Linked DNA regions of Homo sapiens: region 2 is linked to region 1. The links are chromatin loops, found by intact Hi-C in ENCODE. Cell type or tissue: IMR-90. All regions are shown on one strand.

Region 1 (8,000 bases):
TGCTTCCCATCGTTAGAAAGATGATGCAAGAGGTCTGCCTTCAGTTTGACATGTTTGTTTTCAATAACAGGAATGTGTTTGTACAGCTCTTTAGTGAGCACTGTTACTGCTAACTCAACATCGATTCTCCCTTCTTTTTTTCTTAGAGAACTTTGAATTATTTTTAGATATCTACCTCTCCTATACACAGCCCACGTGTCCCAATGAAAGATGACCCCACCCCAGCTCCAGAGGCAGCTTTGATTTGTTGGTCTAAATAAAGGTTTTTGCATCCCCTTTTCAGTGACTGGATCAGACATGGCTGTGAAAGCCGATTAGAAACAAGAGGATGCTACTATCAAGGGAGGGCAGGATGTTGGGAGGGGAAGACTACAGCAATGGGAAATTGATTACACATTGGGGATTAGTCAAATGAACAAATAGGATGAGAATTATGGTAGCCAAGTTTGTCACTCTTGGAGTAGGGAATCACAAACATGGAAAGAGAGAAACTAGTTTGACCCTGTGGTGTGTTGGAATTGGAGACATTGGTGTGAAGTCATGGATTTCAATATATAGATTGATCGGTGTAGAAATAGACATAGATGTAAATGCAGATATATATAACAGTATAGAGTCCCTAGCCCTGTTCACTGAGAGACTCTAGAAGCAATAACAACCCAGTAGCAATAAGAATACTTAGTATCCAAATTTTGGCTTCTAAATATCTTTCTCCACTAAATGGAGCTAGGACTACTTACCAAAAAAAATGGCTGGTTCCATGATTTGAGCAAGGAAAGGGCAAAATGAGTCTGGAACATCTTATTCTACCAGAAAGTAAGATGTGCCCAAAGAATTAGGAGACATTTCAAAAGGACACAGAGTCCAGCTTAAAGGTTCCTACCAGTCAAATAAAGGAGAATCTCAGTATCAAAATAAATAACAGTAGTTAGAGATCATAACCCATTAAATGAATTAGGAATTCATGAGTCCATACTAATATAAATATATAGATAAATTAAGACATTAAATGTTTGATAAGAAGGTATGTATTCACAGTGTCTCAAAGTACCTTCCTACAACTTAATAATGACAAAGGAAAAGTAAGTTAACTACAGTGAAGAAGGCTGGCAGATACTGCTTTAATGAAGTGGTCAAAACTAACATCTCCCATGATGAAACAAATCAAAATCATGTGCCAGGTGATAAGATGCAATGAAACAAACACCACATTACCTTTTGTGGTATTCCTGCCACAGATGCAAAACTTGAATCCAATCATAAGGAAACATCAGATAAACCCAAACCAAGGGACCTTCAATAAAATAACTGGGCTACAGTCTTTTAAAATATCAAGGTCATGAAAGTCGGACATCCTTTACAAGGACATTATCAGTACAAGTGGCAAAACTGGAATGGAAGGCCGGGCGCAGTGGCTCACACCTGTAATCCCAGCACTTTGAGAGGCTGAGGCAGGTGGATCACCTGAGGTCAGGAGTTTGAGACCAGCCTGGCCAATATGGTGAAACCTTGGCTCTACTAAAAATACAAAAATTAGCCGAACATGGTAGCATATGCCTGTAATCCCAGCTACTAGGGAGGCTGAGGCAGGAGAATCACTTGAACCCAGGAGGTGGAAGTTGCAGTGAGCTGAGACTGCACCATTGCACTCCAGCCTGGGTGACACAGTGAGACTTCATCTAAAAAAACAAACAAACAAACAAACAAAAAACCTTGAATGGTGTCTGTGATTTAGAATTTTGGCTTTGTAGGAGAATGTCTTTGTTCCACAGGAAGTATACGCTAAATTATCCTGGTGCACAGAATTTCACGTCAGCAAATTACTCTCAAATAATTCAGAGAAATAACTTTTTTGTACTGTTCTTGAAGGTTTTCTCTAAATTTGAGATTGTTTCTCAAAAAATAGAAAGAAAATAAAACAAATGGAAAGAAATGTTCTTAAGATACAAGGAGACTATTACTATTACTGAAAACTTCTAGAAAAGTCTTTTTTCCTTCTATGAAGACTTTCTGAAACTTTTTTCCTCCTCTGGATAATGCCAGGCATTGAGATGAGACCCCAAAAATCATGTGATCGTCTCACTGCCAGCCTGAGAAGAAGGCAGAGCGAAGAGGATCACAGGGAAAGATCTGGGGCCACTGGATCGAGCCTGTCCTGATTCCTCTGGACTGTCAGCCACGGGAGTGATTAAAATTCCTTGTTGTTTAAGCTTCTCATGTTGGGTTTTCAATTATTCTCCACAAAAGACATCCTGACTTACACATAGTCATTGAAGAAGGATTCCAGTGTCCTCTGACAATGAACTCCAGCCTCATTGTGACACAGGTTATCCATTTATAAAATCCTTATATAGAAATCTCCCTCCTGGCCGGGCGCGGTGGCTCACGCCTGTAATCCCAGCACTTTGGGAGGCTGAGGCGGGTGGATCATGAGGTCAGGAGATCGAGACCATCCTGGCTAACAAGGTGAAACCCCGTCTCTACTAAAAATACAAAAAAAATTAGCCGGGCGCGGTGGCGGGCGCCTGTAGTCCCAGCTACTCGGGAGGCTGCGGCAGGAGAATGGCGTGAACCCGGGAAGCGGAGCTTGCAGTGAGCCGAGATTGCGCCACTGCAGTCCGCAGTCCCACCTGGGCGACAGAGCGAGACTCCGTCTCAAAAAAAAAAAAAAAAAAAAAAGAAATCTCCCTCCTGCGTAATAATGGGTCCTTGTTATGACATGGATGATGGGTAAACAAGCACAGTGTAACCTCTTGAGCACCTCCACAGTGACTTTCAGATTCCAAGTAAAAAGCATTCCAGAATGTGAAGGAATACGCTGAGCTTATCACACAGGGGCATTGCAGTATGGAGCTATCTAGCAACCAAGTTGAACTCAGTCCAACATCATTTTTACCACTCTGCAACAAATGTCCCCAGGCCTTCCCTTTCTACCTAAAAACCTTATTTGATTCTATTTAAATGTCTGTTAACTTTACTCTTCTGATTTAATCTTATCACTCTCTTCTCAGAAACCTTGAATAACTCACCCATACCTAAGAGATAGAGTCTTTTATCTTATCATGGCACTCAGGGACCTCCCTGGCAGATCCCAAACCATCCTTCACATCTGTCTTCTCTATCTCAGTGCACTTTATTCTCCAGGAACACTGTGGAGAAGGGAGTTACAAATATGGAAAGTGAGGCCAGGCACAGTGGCTCACGCCTGTAATCCCAGTACTTTGGGAGGCCAAGGCAGGTGAATCACCTGAGATCAGGAGTTCAAGACCAGCCTGTCCAACATGGTGAAACCCCGTCTCTACTCAAAATACAAAAATTAGCCAGGCGTGGTGGTGGGCGCCTGTAATCCCAGCTACTCAGGAGGCTGAGGCAGGATAATTGCTTGAACCTGGGAGGTGGAGGTTGCAGTGAGCCGAGATCGCGCCATTGCATGATTGTTGCCTGGGCAACAGAGTGAGACTCCGTCTCAAAAAATATATACATTTATATATGGAAAGTGAGAAAACTAAACTGAACCCTGAGGTGCTGTTTGGAATTGAAGACATTGGTGTAAAATCATAGATCTGAATCTATGTAGACAGCTATGGGAATCTATGTAGGCATGTTCCTGATATAAATCTAGGTATGTTCCTGATGTAAATCTATCTGATGTAAATCAGGAACATTCCTGGATAGATTCCGTGTCCACTGAGAAGTAGAAGCAACAGCACCCCAGTAACAATGCAAACGCCTAGTTGCTGGAAATATCATGAAGTTTTACATCTTTTTGCCCACGTATACCTAATCCTACAGTTTTCTACATTAAAACACCTCGGCTGTGCTCTGCCTACCAAAATTCCATTGAAGTGAAATTACAAAATGTAAAGCACCAAATACATGTCACCAACAATTTTTTATCCCTGACTCTCAATCAAAGTCTGGCTCAAATACTCTCTCTCCTGTGACACTTCGTTGGGAATATGCAAGCAGAATTCATGTCTCTTACCTCTATGCCCATGAATCATTTCCTGTGAGCCTCTAGAGAGCATCAGTGCATCCTTCTTTGTGTTGATGATGGCTGTTTACAAGTTCGGCTCTCCGACATCTCATGGATTTTTGTGGGAGGATGTGACTCTGTTTCTCTTTGTCTTCCTAGCCCCTAGCACAGGACCTGGAAAATATTAGGTGTTCAATAAAGGCATTTGGAATTAGAGGGAGTCTTTCTCCACAAAATAGACTGGAGCTCACTGGCCTGCCTCCAGAGCCAAGCCTTGACCTCATTTGCACTGAACTCTGCCCAAGGAAGCTGACCATTCATAGGGAATCCAGGACAAAGCCACCAGGGCCCTTTGTTCCAGCCCTATTTCTATAGACTATTTCACTTTGCTGAACAAGAGGACGTCTTCAGAGAGCTGACATGCCCGCTTGCCAGGTCTTTCACAGAAATGTTTTATTTGATGCTTTGCTTTTGCTGCAGAGTAAGTCTCTCTCCACTTTGCAGCCAGAATACTGGACACATGAAAGGAATGTTCCTGTTTTGATAACAGCTTCCTTAGAGCTTGGCTCTACTGGGCTGGGCAAGGAAATGACCACATTCTGGCTCCCAGGGAAGGCTGTGGAACTCCAAATATGTGGGACTGAGGGAAGCTCCTGCCCAGGAAGAAAGCTGTTGTCAGACGGAGATGAAAATCCCAGTGTTCTTGGCTCAGGGGGTTTTCTTCATTAACTGTGCAATCAGCAAAGAGCAGTAGAGAGATACTTTGCAGCCCAAGGATCTTAGATGGCGAGAGGCAATGGGAAATCTTCCCATTGAGGTCCCATCTGACCTCCGTGATGGCCTCCATTCATTTTATATTGCTACCAGAACAAACCCCCACAAATTCAGTGGCTTAAAACAACACCTATGTATTATCTCACAGTTCTGTAGCTCAGAAGTCTGGGTACAGTGTGGTTCAACTGGGTCTTCTTTTTACTTTTATTTTTATTTTATTTGTTTAGAGATAGTGTCTTGCTTGCTCTGTCGCCCAGGCTGGAGTAGAAGTGGCACAATCATAGCTTATTGTGAAACCACCATTGCAAAATTATAACTGAGACAGTGAAATAGATCTGATCTAACCAACTCCATCTTGCTTCTAACCTCCAAGCTGTCCTTGCTCATTCCTGGGTGTAGGCCAAAGTAACTTTGGGAGGAATTTAGTTTGTAGTTTATAGTTTAAAACAGCCCTTTCCCAAAACAAACCTTCTTCTTGCCTGGGGACTAGACTGACTTTGTAGGACAAACAAATTAGCCACAAGATTAGAAATTATGATTTAAGAGTCATGTAACTGGAGGCTACAAGATTCTGACCCTCCCCAAATTGCTCCTGGGATAACATCACTATTGTAAAAACTAAGATCAGTGCTTGAGATATTTTGAAGACCCTGCACTTGATGGATCCACTGGCACCACTCAGATTGATAAACTGGCTCATCTGATCTTGCGGTCCCCACCCAGGAACTGACTCAGTGTAAGAGGACAGCTTCGACTCCCTATTATTTCATCTCTGACCTTACTAATCAGCACTGCCGACTCACCGGCCCCCACCCACCAAATTATCCTTAAAAACTCTGATCTCCGAATGCACGAGGAGACTGATTTGAGTAATCATAAAACTCTGGTCTCCTGCACAGCTGGCTCTGCGTGAATTACTCTATTGCAATTCTCCTGTCTTGATAAATCAGCCTTGTCTAAGCAGCAGGCAAGGTGAACCTGTTGGGCAGTTACAATTGCAGCCTTAAACTCCCAGACTACCACCTCAGCCTACCTGAGTAGCTGGGACTACAGGCAGGCATCACCACACCTGGCTAATTTCTGTCTGGTTTTGTTTTGTTTTTTGTAGAGATGGGATCTCACTATATTGCCCAAGCTGGTCTCAAACTCCTGGGCTCAAGTGATCCTCCCACCTCAGCCTTTCAAAGTGCTAGGGTTACAAGTGGGAACCACCACACTCAGAGTGGGTCCTCTTTAGAGTTTCATGGGGTGAAATCAAGCTATCAGCAGAACCACAATCCTTAGTGGGGGCCCCAGAGAAGAATCTGCTTCCAAACTCACCCAGATGCCTGGCCGAATTCAGTTGCCTGTGCTTGCCAGTTGAGGGCCATCCTCAGTTTCTAGAGGCCTCTCCTGAATCCTTGCACAAGGCTCCTACTTCTCAGAGCCAGCAACGGCACACTGAATCCCTTCTCAGAACTGCACATTGAATCTCCTTGACTTCCTTTCTGCTGCGTCTCTCTGACTCCACCCAGAGAGAGTTTCCTGCTTTTAAGAGGGCAGATAATTGAATTGAGCCCACCTGGAGAGTCTCCCTATCTTAAGGTCAGTCATCTACTTCCATCTGTAAACTCCCTTTGGCCATGTAAGGTAACATATTCCCAAGTTCCAGGCATTATGGCGTGGACTTCGCTGGGGGACCATATTGGACCTATGACAAGGCCCTACATTTTCATTACAAAAGTAGGACTCCACCTGGCATGAGTATAATTGGGCTTTTTCTTGGGAGAGTACAGCTGGTCTTTGTTTTGCAATTTGCAGAAAAAAGTTTTAAATCTCCAAATATAGAAAATCTAGGTCTTTGAGCATGTTTCCGAGACACATTACTGTTTATCCTTACGCTTATGAGATTGTACCCACAGCCAATCCCTGACATCTGGGAACTGCCAAGAGGGACAGACAGATCCAGAGAGCCCAGGAATGATGTCCAAGAGGTTCCTCAGGGCTAGGTGAGAGACCAGTATTAGAATACACAGAGCCAGGCATGGCAGATCATGCCTGTAATCCAAGCACTTTGTGAGGCCAAGGCAGGAGGATTGCTTGAGTCTAGGAGTTTGAGATCAGCCTGGGCAACATAGCAAGGCTTTGAATCTAAAAAACAAAACAAAACAACAACAACAAAAACAAACAAACAAAAAAAACGACAGCATCAGTTATTAAAGGACATGCACTTAAAGGTAGGTCCAAAACATGCTGAAATTCCCATTTTTTGAAGGCATGGCCAACACTCAGGGTCTAGGATCATATCTAAGACAAGCTGGAAAAACTGATGATGGGCACAAGTTCTAATGGAAGCAACCAGCCTCCATTATCAGAACTGGGGAGACCTACTTGCAGGTATTTGGTACAGCCAAGGGAAACTGAGATTCAAGAAAGGAAATCCATTTTCTGGAAGAGCTGGGGTAGCAAGCAGGGACTATATAATAAGGAATAAATGCAGAAAGTGGGTTTCTATGTCAAAGCAGGTCCAAAAATGGGATCAGCTAAATAAGAATAGGTAGGCCCTATAGCGGCCCGGCTTTGGGGTTAAATCAGATCCACTGGGCTCTGGGACAAAGTCAAAACTTTAGGGAGTGGGAAGGAGGCCACTTATATGTCCTGTTCAAGGCACGGTAGATATAACTGTGTGCAAATCACATCCCTGCCTTCAAGGATCATATAGTCTAGGAGGCAGTTATTCTACCACGTGGCAGGGCTGTGGCAGCACACAGGAAGAATGAGAAAGGCTTCTAGAAGTGGTTCTGCGTAAAGACCTAATGATCAAGGAAAAGTTAGGTTAATGAATAGGTAGTCTCCAGCAAAGATGGGGCAAGACCTAGAATGGGAAGAGAACATGGCATTTTAGGAGTTTAGCAAGTAGTTTATCAAGAACGTGGCGTATGTAATATGAAGTCCACTTTCCTCCCACTAAAATCTCACTGTCCAATGTTTCATTTTCACTTCGAGCATTTGGACAGTGTTTTAATGCTGTTATTGTTGTGAGAATGTCTGGAATTGGCTAGAAATGTCTCCCTCCTTCTCCCCTCTTCTTCTCCCAATACCCCTGACCCTCACTCCAAATGTCAGGATTCAAGACTAACCAAGTAGCACAAAATTTTATTTCAGCACTGAAAGAGATGGAGCTGAGACTGCTCCTTCAGTGCCTCCTCTATTTGCTGAGGTCCAACTCACTTCTTGGCCCCCCTGGCGGCCTTGGGTGCCATCATGACTG
Region 2 (8,000 bases), 360 kb after region 1:
TGCCCATGCTTACGAGTGGCCTCTCATTTCTCCCTGCGTCGCCTCTTCTGCATTCTCCTCCACCTCTGTAACACCTGCCCCTGCAGACACATCCTCACTGCTGTGGCCTGCTCTCCTTCCTTTGAGGAAACCAGTTATTATTGCCTTCCTGCTTCTCTGCTGCCTCCTGGCTCTGCCTGCGCCCCTCCCCAGCACTTCCCAGCTGGCTTCAGCAGGCTCACTCTCTGTCTCAGTCTTCCCCTGGGAGCTCATACTGTCAGTTCAGCCATTTCTGGCACCAACCCCAAGTACCTCTCTCCAACCCTGACTTCCCTCCCCTGATCTAGATGTGCACTTTGGGCTATGCACATCTCCACCTGGATGCTCACCCTGGAGGAGCAAGCATCTCTCCCTCGCCTCCTCCCTCAGCAACTCCAGGCTGCCCTGTGGAAGCCCCTCTTCCGCTCCCCCAGGCTCACATGTTTAGAGTCATCCAGCATCCATTTCTCTAGACTCAGAAGGTTCCTGGCCATGTGGACTCTGGGTCCCAGTTGAATGGGTTGAAGAATGATGGACAGAGGGAGAGGTGAAGACAGCAAGTGCAGGCAGGTGAGGCCGTGATGGGACTGAGACTGGAGGAACAGATTAGAGAGGGTTCCTGAGGGGAGACGAGATTGTCAAACGTTTTTAAACAAAGATGGGAGAAGGATCTGGTAGGGTAGAGGATGGAGGTTAAAAGAAAAAGTCTTTCCTGAGTCCCTCAGAAGGACTCAGCAACACCTTTGCTGACTGGTAACATCCGACCCAGTGGTCTCCAGTTAGAACTACTCCAGGCTACAAGTCCTTTGGAAGCTTGTAGAGATTTGACAGCACTGGGATGACAGAGGTCAGGATTATGTGTCACTGTGTTGTTGGTCATATCGACAAGTCACTGAATAGTAGTGCGTATTGCAGTGTGAACTGGAAAATGAATTACAGTGCATCCCTACCTTGGGCCTCGCCTGCCACGCAGCCTTAGGAAAGAACAGGAAGCTATGTTCTGATAGAGGAGCCATTCTAAGATATTGTGGAAGGAATAACCATGAGATGTAACAATGTGTATATCTTATATATGTACAAGCAAGACAACAATGTATAAGATACAGCATCTTATACTACATCTAGTGTACTGCCATCTGTGCTTTTAAAAGCCAGGGTGGTGGAGAAGTCTGTATTGATGTTTTCTTGTATATCCATGGAGATACTCTGGAGGGGCCCCTGAGAACCCAGCCCAAGTGGCTAAGAGGGCAGGGGGATCCTGTGTAAACAGGATCAGGCTGTGGGGGGCTTTCACCTTAATATCTTTTATATTCTTAGGTTTTTGAACCATATGTATGTATTATAACCTCTTTAAATTTTTCAAAAATATAATTAAAAAAAAACCTCTAGCAATTAAAATATTATTTCCACCAGTTGAATGAAAGTCAGGTTGTTTTGCCAGGGAGGTTATTTGGCTCCTCTGAAATGTCCATTCATGAGTTTTCTGGTGGCTTTGGCTTATTCTCTTTCACTTTGGAGGAAATATTTCTGATTCATAATTCTTCATGCTCCGCCCTCAGAGAACTTCTGCCATTGCTAATGCTACTAGTAAAGTCTGATCTAGTTTTCTTACATTTCATTCCTTTTTTCCCCATCCACTCTACATTCATCACCACATTGGATCATATTTGGACAATTCATACAGACAGGAGGATAATTATTTGCATTCTTAACCAGGCACAGTGGTTCATGCCTGTACATCTCAGCTGCTTGAGAGGCCAAGGTAGGAGGATCACTTGAGGCCAGGAGTTTGAGACCAGCCTGAGCAACATAGCAAGACCCCATCTCAAGACCCTGGCAAAACACAGTTGCTGCTGTTGAGCTGTGACATACGAGGGAACGTTGGCAGGATGCTTTATGTGGTGGGGGAGAGGAGAGCTATCTTCAGCTGCTTAACAGGGCTGTTTGAAAAAGGAGTGGAACTGGAACAAGTAGATGGACTTTCTGATAGTCCCTCCCAGGGCAGCTAGAAACAACTCCTGAGTGTCCCACAGGGGTGGTGGTCTGAAGTGGTGGCTGCCACACAGCTCTATGACCCGCAGAGAAGGCTGGCTGCATCCACGTGTCTATCCAGTTTATCTTGCATTTGGAAAAAGAAGTTTCGACTAGATGGCCTTGACTCTAATAATAAGATGTTTTCTTGATTATTTTCCTTTTTTCTTTCGGCTTCTCAAACCTGGAATAGATACTCTCCATGAGACCCATTCTGTCTTGATTCTGTCCTTTAAAAAAATCTCTAACTATGTAGCTTCCTTTCAATAAGTACCTCTCCATCTGTATTTTTTAGGCAAGGTGAAACAAAAGAGTGACTTTCTTGTCAGAGCTTGAAAGAGAGCAAGTGGCTTTAAAAGTAGACTTTGGCTTTCTAAAGGTTCTAAGTTTTAATATTCTTATATTCGTTTAATCCTAAGTGTGTAATGAACATCTTTATCCAATTCAAAGATGACACCTGGGAGTGAACTGGTGGTGGGACATCACAGACTACTGTGATTTCAAACTCTCGGCAGGTACATCTCCGTTCATGGATGCATTAACAGCCAATGGGACAACCAACATACAGACATCTGTTACAGGAGTGACTGCCAGCAAAAGGAAATTTATTGACGACAGAAGAGACCAGCCTTTTGACAAGCGATTGCGTTTCAGCGTGAGGCAAACAGAAAGTGCCTACAGATACAGAGATATTGTGGTCAGGAAGCAGGATGGCTTCACCCACATCTTGTTATCCACAAAGTCCTCAGAGAATAACTCACTAAATCCAGAGGTGAGAGGCGCTCTTGGGCTGGCGTGGGCTTCGCGCTTCTCCCTGCCTGATTTCCAGGCCTGCCTGGCTGAACTGGCTCTTCCTGTGCTCTTTCTAAACCTCCTTTTGGGCCATCTCCCGATGCCCACCAGAAGGGAGGGAGCAGAGGGGAAGTTGCGGGCTTTGCTCCATGTCCCACCTCCAATGGCCGTGAATTCAGGATGCTTGGCCTGTGCTGAGTGTCCATCCCCATTCTCCCGGGTGTGGGTCCACCCAGGCCTCTGTGCCTCTGTGGTTCACCTCCTGCCTGGAAGCTCTTCATCTGGCGGGCACGGGGCTCCATGAAGGCACGTGGGAAATGTGTGTGCACGCGCTTTGCTTTAGCTTTCATCAGATCCTTAAAGGGTTCTTTGTTCAGACAGAATTTAAGTGCCCCCGGGGATCCCAGTCCCTTCAGAATATTTATCATCTTTCCAGTCCCCAGATACTCCTCAGCGGTTGTAGCAGAACACACAGCAACAGGGATTTCCACACATGCTCATTGCTGATAGTGCCTAGTAAGTAAGTTTTCCAGAACTGGTTGTTGGAAAGGTTAGAACATGAATTTTGTGAAGTTTCTAGAATCGGGAGTATTTGAACCTAACCTATATCTTTCCAAAATTTTAAGTCCTAGTAGTTTGTGAGTAGCTAGGTTGAGTTTTGTCCAGACAAGAAAACTTAACTACAGAAAGTCTGTGTGTTCGCCCGGGGTCACATAACAAACCAGTTCAAAGTTGGTCCTTGGTACATTTTTAGACTGCAGAGTCCCTTCATTGATTATTTTTAAATGCTTCACAGAGATCATTTAAAATGATTTTATGCCCTAAAATTACCAGTCCATGCTAATGTGCTTGGACTTAACGCACTTACGCACCAAACTATTTTCTGTCCCAAGTGTAATAGGGTAGTTTTTAAAACAAAACAAAACAAAAAACAGTAGAACTGAATGAGTTTCTTTCAACTGGTTTGAATGTGCCACCTGCTGTCCAAACTGGAGAAATGCCCAGTGATATAATAAGCAACTTGCCTTATCTAAGAGCCGCAATTTGCCTTATCTAAGAGCCGCAATGGCTGTATAAATACTAAGATAACGTAGATTCCCATGTCTTTTTAATTATACTCGAGTTATGTAGTTATATTTTACTCCATCCCCAGCATCTCAATCTCTGGTTACAGAAAATGAGACATTTGCAAATTAATTAAAATCATGGTAGATATCAGTAACTGTATCAGGCTATGATGCATTTTTCACAGATGCAGATTCTCCAGTAATAAAATGCTTTTAGGCAGGGTGCGGTGGCTAATGCATGTAATCCCAGCACTTTGGGAGGCCAAGGCAGGAGGATCACTTGAGCCCAGGAGTTCAAGACCATCCTAGACAACATAGCAAAACTCCATCTCTACAAAAAAAGTTGAAAAATGAGCCAGGCATGATGGCACAAGCCTATAGTCCCAGCTACTTGGGAGGCTGAGGCGGGAGGATTGTTTGAGCCCAGGAGTTCAAGACCACCCTAGACAACATAGCAAAACTCCATCTCTTACAAAAAGGTTGAAAAATGAGCCAGGCATGATAGCACAAGCCTGTAGTCCCAGCTACTTAGGAGGCGGAGGCGGGAGGATTGTTTGAGCCCAGGAGTTAGAGAGCACAGTGAGCCTTGATTAAACCACTGCACGCCAACCTGAGCAACAGAGTGAGACTCTCTCCAAAAAAAAAAATGCTTTAAGATTTTAAACCCAAAATATTCTTTGCCACTTTAACTTCTGGTGACTTTCAGGTAATGAGAGAAGTCCAGAGTGCTCTGAGCACGGCCGCTGCCGATGACAGCAAGCTGGTACTGCTCAGCGCCGTTGGCAGCGTCTTCTGTTGTGGACTTGACTTTATTTATTTTATACGACGTCTGACAGATGACAGGAAAAGAGAAAGCACTAAAATGGCAGAAGCTATCAGGTATGTAAAAATGATGTTTTTTAAACATTGGTTGGGTGTTTTGTTTTTGGTAAACCAATCCTGATAGAATGGGCCTGACCAAGCCTTGAGAATAAGATACACATCTTCTCCCATGGAGAGACACGAGCAGCAAAATTAATTAAATCATCTGTCTCTTCTATGGGCCTGCCATAAATTACTACTTGCCTTGGGCAAAATCTTTTCTATGGGCCTGCCATGAATTACTACTTGCCTTGGGCAGATAACTGATTTCAAGGTTGGTTTAAACCCTGCAAGTGTTCGGAGAATGTTCTGATGATTAGAGTAGATGATCATGGGTAGCCAGAGTTCCTATTATTTGTGCCGTGAGTATGTTCTGTCCTCAACCCCTAGATAAAGATCTCTTCCAAATAGTAAGTTACCATTTGCTCGACTCTGAAGTAAATTGTCTAGGCTTTATGATGAGATAGCTCCGTAACACCACATGGAGAGTTTTGTTTTTTGGTTTTTTTTGTTGTTTTTTTTTTTTGTTTCTTTAAATACAAGTAGTGCACATTCTTGTTCAGTTTCATCCTAAGTTCCAACTGGACAGAGAACCAGATAGTAGGAAATAAAAAGCAGAAGTCCTCCTTGTCCCTCACTCCCCTCAAGGTATCCAACATTCATTGGTGTGTCTTCCCCAACCTTTTTCTGAACATTTTGTTATAATTTTCAGTTTAATTTTTTAGACTTACTTTTAAACTCAGAAGTAAAAATTGTATATACTTATAGTGTACAACATGGTGTATTGAAACACGAATACATTGTGGAATGGTTAAATCAAGCTAATTAGCATATGCATTACCTCACATACTTACTATTTTGTGTGTGTGGTGAGAACACTTAAAATCTACTCTCAGCAATTTTCAAGTATAAAAATACATTAACTGTGGTCACCATGATGTACAATAGATGTCTTGATCTAAGCATTTTCAAATTTTTATTTCATATATACACACAAATAGTATCAATTTAGTTCTGTTGTTGCTTTGCAACTTGCTTTTTTCATGTGACAATATGACTTTGAGATATTTCTATTTCCTTGGTTGTTGGATTTTCCTCTGCTATATGATAACATATATCAGCAAAACTTTCTCTAAAACCACTTAATTCGTCTAAAATCATATCCCCTCATTTATCATGCTAATCACTCCATGTATAATTAGAAGTGTCTGATTTTTCGGAGATGAATTTTATTTAAAATGGATGAAACCTAGTCATCAACATGAAAGTTGGCTATGCTTCTCTACTCACCTCCCTAAAATGACATATCCCCAGGTGGCCCCCATAAACCCTTTGTGCTTGCCTTTTTAACTTACAGAGGATGAAAAATGAAAGAAAACGTAGACTGGCAAAATGGCAGTAAAGTAAGTTGGATCTTTTCCAAAATCCCAGATTTCTGGAGGGCTGAAGTTGAACTACTTTTGATAGTTACTAGGCTCCAGCTGAGCACTGCCCTTGGTGCACTGGGCTTTCTAGCACCTAAACCCTTCTAGAGCTTGCACAGCAGGATTGGTGTGGTGGGTAGGGGGGCTCTTTTTTCTGTTTTGTTGAGTCTGGGGTAGGCAGGGACGTCTTTCTTTGACTGACACCCAAGATGGCTCTGATGGGCACCAAACAGCCCATCACAGGAGTCCTGGAACCCACACCTCTGGGTTGAAGGGGATTGCCTTAGCCTCTCATGACATATTTAATCATTTTCAGAATTACTATATTTTCTCATATGATGTACACATGTATTTAGGAGGTTATCCCTTAATCTTTTGAATGTTACCTTTTACAGGCTATCACATTATGTGTGGTTTTTTTCAGAAGTGGTTTGAAATTTTATAGTCTGATCTTATTAAGTATTGTTTCTAATCTCCTAGGGGATTTCATCCCTGTGGTACACTAGGTGGGACCATCTTGTTCTTCAGTTTAAGATTAAACTGCTTGATCAGTGTCATAAATCCTTGGCTGACTCTCAGCGCCTCTAAGACAGCTTCATTATTATCCATTCAGGGTGAATTCCATGAACTTAACTTTTATTTTTAAAATACAAACCACCATGCCTCCTATGGTCACTTTGCATGTTCTCCATAATATCACGCTGAATGTACACATAATATTGTGCTTTTTGGTAGCTCTGCGGTCATAAGAAAATCGGATGTGTCAGCCAGTGCCTTCTGGGTCCTGGCTCCGTTTTCCCGTGTAGGCTTTTCCCTGGCTCCACTTGTGAGCCCGCTGGTGCCTCGCCGGGTGCAGCTCACTCCTCCCTCCAGCGTTGAATTCCCTTGGACAGAGGCTGTGGGCTTGTGGCGCTGGGATCAGTAAAAGCAGAGGAAAGCTAGATCCAGCCAGGTTTAAGTGGAGATCTCCTTTGTTGAACTTGATGTCACTTTAAAAGTTCACTTTCATCAGCTCCCTGCTCCGTCCACTCTCCCTACTCCACACAAAAAGCTGGATTGATATTCTTGTGAAGAGCCAAGTCCTGCTTTAGGAAAACCAACTTGTTTCTTCTTTATGTGACTATATTTTTGTCAATGTGAATTTTCCTTAATGTAGTCTGGCAAGATCAGAAAAATAATTAGTTACACCAGAGTCACTTAACCTTTCCTTTTCTTATTTGCATTTAAATTAATTTTTATGTGGATAAAAGCTCTTCCTGTGTATATTTTTCATTTCTCTGGTGTCTTGTCTCATGTTCCTTAAAACTTGGAGGCAAAGGACTTCATCGTAGCAAGTTTCCAAAGGAAAAGCGGGAAGCAAACAGGAAGATGAGGTTTCATATTAGGTCACCAGGTATCTAGAGCAGCTGACTTTGTGACGAGGATTCGTGGTTTGCAGTTTGCAGGGTAATTGCAACAAAAATATTCTGCACCTTTGTGGTTAGAACAAAATTCTTTCAAGTTCATGGACAGCATTAGGCTTTTGAAGTCTGCCAGAACCAGTAGCTGCCACTGGGTTTTAAGGACCAGGAGACTTCTCTCCCCAAAAGTGAGGTTTCTTCTTCCTCCCACAGAGGGAGACCGGGGGCCCTGCCCAAGCAGTGCCCCAGGGGCAAGAGGATTTGGGAGAGAACAAAGTGAGCCAGTAAACATGCCCCATGACCCTGACCTGTACCCCATTAGTCCTTCAAACGAAGGTGCCATTCAAATGAGAGAGACCTCAGCCATGGAAAGCAGCACACTGGCTGCCCAACTTCAGGTCCCTGCT

Evidence for each region. Hi-C counts contacts between places; a loop is a spot of excess contacts. Peaks named below come from ENCODE experiments on the same cell type or tissue, not always from the same donor. Only the 100,000 strongest peaks of a DNase experiment are listed, where the experiment ranks them.
Region 2: a loop joins it to region 1, with 7 times the contacts of the local background. A loop is called at or near these places in 2 of 110 quality-filtered maps.

Annotation. Positions count from the first base shown.
Region 1 is chr6:4,577,654-4,585,653 of GRCh38, forward strand. It overlaps LOC105374894 (a long non-coding RNA gene), which reads right to left and starts at 6,192. Exons shown (of 4, transcript XR_007059418.1): 1 at 6,071-6,192; 2 at 3,986-4,150. In IMR-90, no CTCF peak of the experiment used is centred here; DNase peaks (open chromatin) are centred at 4,008, 4,558 and 5,088; H3K27ac peaks cover 3,042 bases.
Region 2 is chr6:4,932,951-4,940,950 of GRCh38, forward strand. CDYL (chromodomain Y like) reads left to right here. Exons shown (of 7, transcript NM_004824.4): 3 at 2,565-2,821; 4 at 4,615-4,787. Among named protein-coding and RNA genes, the nearest start is that of LYRM4-AS1, 67 kb to the right of the region's middle. In IMR-90, a CTCF peak has its summit at 3,826 (motif pointing left); a DNase peak (open chromatin) is centred at 3,831.